2 separate regions of the Homo sapiens genome follow, and region 1 is linked to region 2. The links are chromatin loops, found by intact Hi-C in ENCODE. Cell type or tissue: Caco-2. All regions are shown on one strand. Links, peaks and the distances in the headings refer to the core of each region. The heading gives the core; the rest is flanking DNA.

Evidence for each region. Hi-C counts contacts between places; a loop is a spot of excess contacts. Peaks named below come from ENCODE experiments on the same cell type or tissue, not always from the same donor. Only the 100,000 strongest peaks of a DNase experiment are listed, where the experiment ranks them.
Region 1: it touches region 2 in a loop (10-fold over the local background); 1 of 110 quality-filtered maps calls a loop at or near these places.

What each region holds. Positions count from the first base shown.
Region 1 is chr16:15,585,936-15,588,771 of GRCh38, forward strand. It overlaps MPV17L-BMERB1 (MPV17L-BMERB1 readthrough), which reads left to right. Exons shown (of 6, transcript NM_001414674.1): 6 at 782-2,324. The coding sequence ends at 894. It overlaps BMERB1 (bMERB domain containing 1), which reads left to right. Exons shown (of 6, transcript NM_033201.3): 6 at 782-2,324. The coding sequence ends at 894. Among named protein-coding and RNA genes, the nearest start is that of MIR6506, 24 kb to the right of the region's middle. RefSeq lists an enhancer at 1,149-1,650. In Caco-2, for the core only: no CTCF peak of the experiment used is centred there; no DNase peak of the experiment used is centred there.
Region 2 is chr16:15,755,499-15,758,406 of GRCh38, forward strand. MYH11 (myosin heavy chain 11) reads right to left here. Exons shown (of 41, transcript NM_002474.3): 13 at 2,329-2,502; 14 at 843-1,016. Among named protein-coding and RNA genes, the nearest start is that of MYH11, 100 kb to the right of the region's middle. RefSeq lists enhancers at 1,670-2,303, 2,304-2,908. In Caco-2, for the core only: a CTCF peak has its summit at 1,242 (motif pointing left); a DNase peak (open chromatin) is centred at 1,245.

The DNA of each region.
Region 1 (2,836 bases), core at 337-2,836, 170 kb before region 2:
TTTAAAAAGGAAAATAAACTAAGTACTTTTAAATGATCAAAGAGCTAAGAGAAGGAATAAAACCCAAAATGAAATAGTAAGATGCTATGAAAAAAGAATAAGTAGACATGCAAAAAACTGGCCTTCTGAAATTTTTTTTTATCAATAAAGTAAAAACTCAATGGATTAAATACAGAGACACAGCTGAAGGGAGAATTTATACATTGGAAGACAGCCCTGAGAAAGTTACACAGAATGCAGCACAAAGAGAAAAAGAGATGAGAAATATGAAAGAGAAGTTATAAAACCGAGAGGATAGAGTGAGAAGGTCCAACTTACATGTGATAGGCATTCTAGGAGATAAAACAGAGAATGGGAGGTGGAGGTATCTGAAAAGACAATGTATGAGCATTTTCAAAAATTGAAAAATATGAGCCCTCAGATTGAAGTGACTTGAACAAAATTTCCCATTTATCTATTTACCAAATACTTCTTGGATGTCAGGCCCTGTGCTAGGCTTGGCAGGTACAATGATGATAACAGCTGACTAGGAGAAGGGCTGAAAGTTAGGGTTGGAAGCTGAGCATTGAGGACCATATAAAATGAGGACTATAAAATGAGGACCAGCTGAGGATCATATGAAATGTGCATCAGCTCTCCATACCACCTGAACAAGGCCTGGAACAAGACCTGGCCAGGGGTTGCAGTGGGGCTGGGCTGCAGATGGTCAGGGCTCTGCTCACCTCACCTCTCTCTCTCTGTTCCTTTCTCCCCCTCTCCCTGTGCCCACATCTTGCTGCAGGCTCCCGGGCAGAGAAGAAAGCAGAGCCCCCACCTAGCAAGCCCACGGTGGCCAAGACGGGGCTGGCACTGATCAAGGATTGTTGCGGGGCCACCCAGTGCAACATCATGTAGCCCCCACGTGGGGTGCCCTGGGCCATGGGGACCCCCCCCCACCCTCTTGTCTTTATAGCCCCCATTTCACCGGGGCCCAAGAGCTCTCCAAGGCAGAAGGGGTTGAAGGCAAGCCCGTGACTGTCACCAGAGGCCATGGGCACGGCAGGCGGGCCTGGCCACCCTGTACAGAGTGTAGCAGTAGGGAGTCTCTCACCGTCGCATGGTCCTCCCCAGAGCATGCCGAACCCAGGAGTCTGTCTCACTGTTTATCCAAACACCAGGAAAGGTCCTCCCTCAAAAAAGCATATCTCCACTTCTCTCTAGCTGTATCTAACCCACCGTGTGAATGAACTGGGAGAGGGGCATGCTCCCCAGCTGTGTGTAGTCGTGACTTCTCAACAATCTAGCACCATGTCGGACACGTTCCCCATCCACCCTCCTAGCTCTGCTCTCAGAGCTAGGCACATGGGCACAGGTCCCCTCCCGTCTGTCCTCTCCCAGCAACTGTGCCCTGGAGGGCTCCACATGGCCCCCGTGTCTCTCGGGCACCACCCATATAGCAGTCCCAGAGGGCCCATCTGTAAAGATCGAGCTTGTGTGTGGTGTCGTGGTCACATCTCCCGCTTCCCCCCATCCTGTGTCTGGGCACAGTTCACATCAGGACAGCGTCCATTGTGCTCTCAGTCTGCCTCAGGTGTGTGCCTGGAGGGGGCCTGGACTGGCATGGATCCAGTGTGCAGAAGAGCCAGCAGGGAACCGGAAGCTCTGATGTCAAGGCCAGAGCAGTTGAGAATGGGACCCAGAGTAGATGCTGACCTGGGCACTCCACCATTCCGGGGCCACCACAGAGATGCCAGCAGGATGCCACTTTGCCAGCCCGACACACGGACCTTTGTAAAGAACAGCAACAGGCAGGAGAGGCAGCGTGTGACCAGATTGTGTCCCGTCATTGGGTGGCATATGTTAACTAGCTGCCAAACAACTTCAACCCGTGTAATTCATGTACATTTGCAACAGCCAGCCCGGTACAGCCTGTGTGACTTCTCTGTATGTGTGTGTGTGTCGTGACCAGCCTAAGTAGTTAGCATAACTCAAGATGCTGATGTGCAGTCACCCATCAGAGAAAATAAAAATGGAAACCACGTTCACAGCATTTTAAAAGTTTTTACTTTTTTTCTTGATTATGGAAGTAATCCATGTACATAGTAAATCATTTTAAAAGTACAAAAAGTATGAAGAAGTTTGTCTTAAAAAAAAAAAAAATTATTCCTCCAACTAGAGACCACTCTGATGTTTCGACGTTTTAAAAAAGTCTTTTTTTGTGCATTTTTTCATCGTTGACATCATATTGTGGTATCATTTATAACCAGTTTTTTCCTACTTATTATACCACCATCTTCCACATCATTAAAAGCTCTTTGTAAACATTAAACACTCTTCATAAATCATGCCAATGTCTGTTTAGTAATCCATCTTGTGGATGTACTGTAATTCATCTAATCATTTCCTCACTATTGGATGTGTAGACTGGTTCTAGGTTTTCTTATAAATAGTGTCTTGGATTAGCCAGGCATGGTAATGGGTGCCTGTAATCCCAGCTACTTGGGAGGCTAAGGCAGGAGAATCACTTGAACCCAGGAGGCAGACGTTGCGGTGAGCCGAGATCGTGCCATTGCACTCCAGCCTGGGTGACAGAGCAAGACTCCATCTCAAAAAAAAACAAAAAAAGTGTCTTGGGCCAGGCGCTGAGGCGGGAGGATTGCTTGAGTCCAGGAGTTCGAGACCAGCCTGGGCAACATGGCAAAACCCTGTCTCTACTAAAAATACAAATAGCTGGGCATATGCGGTGGCGCGGGCCTGTGATCCCAGCTACTTGGGAGGTGGGAGGATTGCTGGAGCCTGGGAGGTTCCAGCTGCAGTGAGCCATGATCACACCACTGTATTCCAGCCTGGGCAACAG
Region 2 (2,908 bases), core at 245-2,744:
CAGGCTGAGGCCAGGTACAGTGGCTCGTGCTCATAATCCCAGCACTTCAGGAAGCCGAGGCAGGGAGATCTCTTGAGCCCAGGAATTCAAGACCAGCCTGGGCAACACAGCAAGACCCCATATCTATACATAATTTAAAAATTTAGCTGGGCGGCCAGGCACGGTGGCTCATGCCTGTAATCCTAGCACCTTGGGAGGCCGAGGCGGGTGGATCACCTGAGGTCAGGAGTTTGAGACCAGCCTGGCCAACATGGCGAAACCCTTCTCTACTAAAAATACAAAAATTAGCTGGGTGTGGTGGCAGGTGCCTGTAATCCCAGCTATTTGGGAGGCTGAGGCAGGAGAATCTCTTGAACCCGGAGGGAGAGGTTGCAGTTAGCAGAGATCACGCCATTGCACTCCAGCCTGGATGACAAGAGCAAAATTCCATCTCAAAAAGGAAAAAAGATTTTAGCTGGGCATGGTGGTGTACACCTGTAGTCCCAGCTACTTGGGAAGCTGAGGCAGGAGGATCGTGTGAGCCCAGGAGGTTGAGGCTGTAGTGAGCTATGATCGCACCACTGCACTCCAGCCTGGGCGACAAAGCGAGACCCTGTCTCCAACAAAAACAGAAAGAAATAACTGTCTGGACGTCACGGTTGGAAAACATGAGAGTGGCTACAGCTGATGCCTTACAGATGCGTAGACAAATTACGAATAGGACTTGGTTGGGATTCGCTTAGCAGCAGATGGCTTTGCAGTTTCCAGGCAGCCCAAGGTTCTGCCACTCTCAGACTGTCTCTGCGCTGAGCAGCCACTGGGGGTCCCCTGAGACAGAGTCCCCTGGGCCCTGTGGCTGGTACCTTCCCAGCATAATGGATGATGGAGAACTCAGTCTTGTCCTTGAGCTGCTTGGGCTTCTGGAACTTGGGGTGGCTGCCCTGCTCCGTGCACAGCTTCTCCACGAAAGACTTGTCCGTGGCTTTGGGGAACCAGCATTCCTCGTCCAGCAGGGCCAGCACACCTGGAGGGTTGTTCTGTGGGAGACAAGTAGGGCTTGAATCAGAGAGAACACCCAACCTCAGGCATTCCATGAAGAGCTGGCCAACTATACACAACGCATGGGCATCCGCCGAGATCTGATACTGTATTTGCCCACATATAAAGATGAGTTTATGACCCCCATGCTTCCAAATCTACCTTCAAATTACCCTGTGCCCAATGGACCAGTAACAGGGATGGAAGGCAGAACATAATGTTTGCTGCCGCCCCCTAGTGGGCAACACGCAGGCAACATCATGAAGAGTTCATAACTCTTTTTTTTTTTTTTTTTTTTTTGAGACAGAGTTTTGCCTTGTCGCCCAGGCAGACGGTGCAGTGGCGCGATCTCGACTCACTGCAAGCTCCGCTTCCTGGGTTCACGCCATTCTCCTGCCTCAGCCTCCCGAGTAGCTGGGACTACAGGCGCCTGCCACGGCGCCCGGCTGATTTTTTCTATTTTTAGTAGAGGCGGGGTTTCACCGTGTTAGCCAGGATGGTCTCCATCTCCTGACCTCGTGATCCGCCCGCCTCGGCCTCCCAAAGTGCTGGGATTACAGGCATGAGCCACCGCGCCCGGCCGAGTTCATAATTCTTGCAAATGAATTTGTTGCTTGACTTGAATTCACCTAGGGTTCCTGTTAGAAAAGTTTTTTTTGGAGACAGGGTCTCACTCTGTTATCCAGGCTGGAATGCAGTGGCGCAATCTCGGCTTACAGCAACCTCTGCCTCCAGGGCTCAAGCAATCCTCCCACCTCAGCCTCCCAAATAGCTGGGACCACAGGCGTGCACCACCAGGCCCGGCTAATTAGTAGAAACCCTGTCTCTACTGAAAATACAAAAGTTAGGTGGGCGTGGTGGTGCACGCCTGTAGTCTCAGCCACTTGGGAGGCTGAGGCGGGAGGATCACTTGAGGCAGGGAGGTGGAGGTTGCAGTGAGGCAAGATTGTGCCACTGCACTCCAGCCTGGGCAACAGAGTCAGACCATGTCATAAAAAAAAAAAAAAAAAAAAAAAAAGCAATGGCAGAGAAGGAAAGGGAAGGGAAAGAGGGTAGGGAAGAAAAAAAGGAAGAAAAAAGAGGATGGAAGGAAGGCAGAAATTAAAGAAAATACCTTTGATATGAAAATGTGGGTTAATGGAAATTGTAAGAGTTCACAAGGATTCAGCTTACAGCCTTTCAGGACTGGGTGATGGATTGGGTGGGGGAATGCTATGTGCATGGGGAGAGTGTGGGGTCCACGTCGGCTCCACAGAGGCCACACACGTGTACAAGGTGTGACGGAGCCCCGCACGCCCACGTGCCCCTCACCGGTCGCTCGATGAGCTCGATGCAGGGCTGTAGGTCCAGCCCAAAGTCGATGAAGTTCCACTCGATGCCCTCGCGCTGGTACTCCTCCTGCTCCAGGATGAACATGGTGTGGTTGAAGAGCTGCTGCAGCTTCTCGTTGGTGTAGTTGATGCACAGCTGCTCGAAGGAGTTCACCTGAGCACATGGCGTGGGGGCGGGGCGTGAGCATCTTGGTATGAAGTCAGAAGACAAGGAGCCCCACAGAAGCTCCACCCGACAGCGCCCCCATGGCCCGCCCACATCCTGTTCTGCCATCCCAGCACCCAGACAGGGCTGAGGCCCCAAAACATGCTGCCTAGAGTCCACCAGGGCTGGTGAAGTTGATATCACATGGCCCTCACACACCTTAAAGATGCTTATCTCCTCCATCTGCACAACCATCTATGGATGGACAAACCTCGTAAGGCACGCTACTGCATGTACAGATGTGGAAACATTTTACAGATGTGAAAACAGAGGCGCAGAGAGAAAGTGACTCGGTAGTACACTTCTTTCGGGACATCTATCAATCTTAAAACCTCCTGGCTGGGTGTAGTGCTCA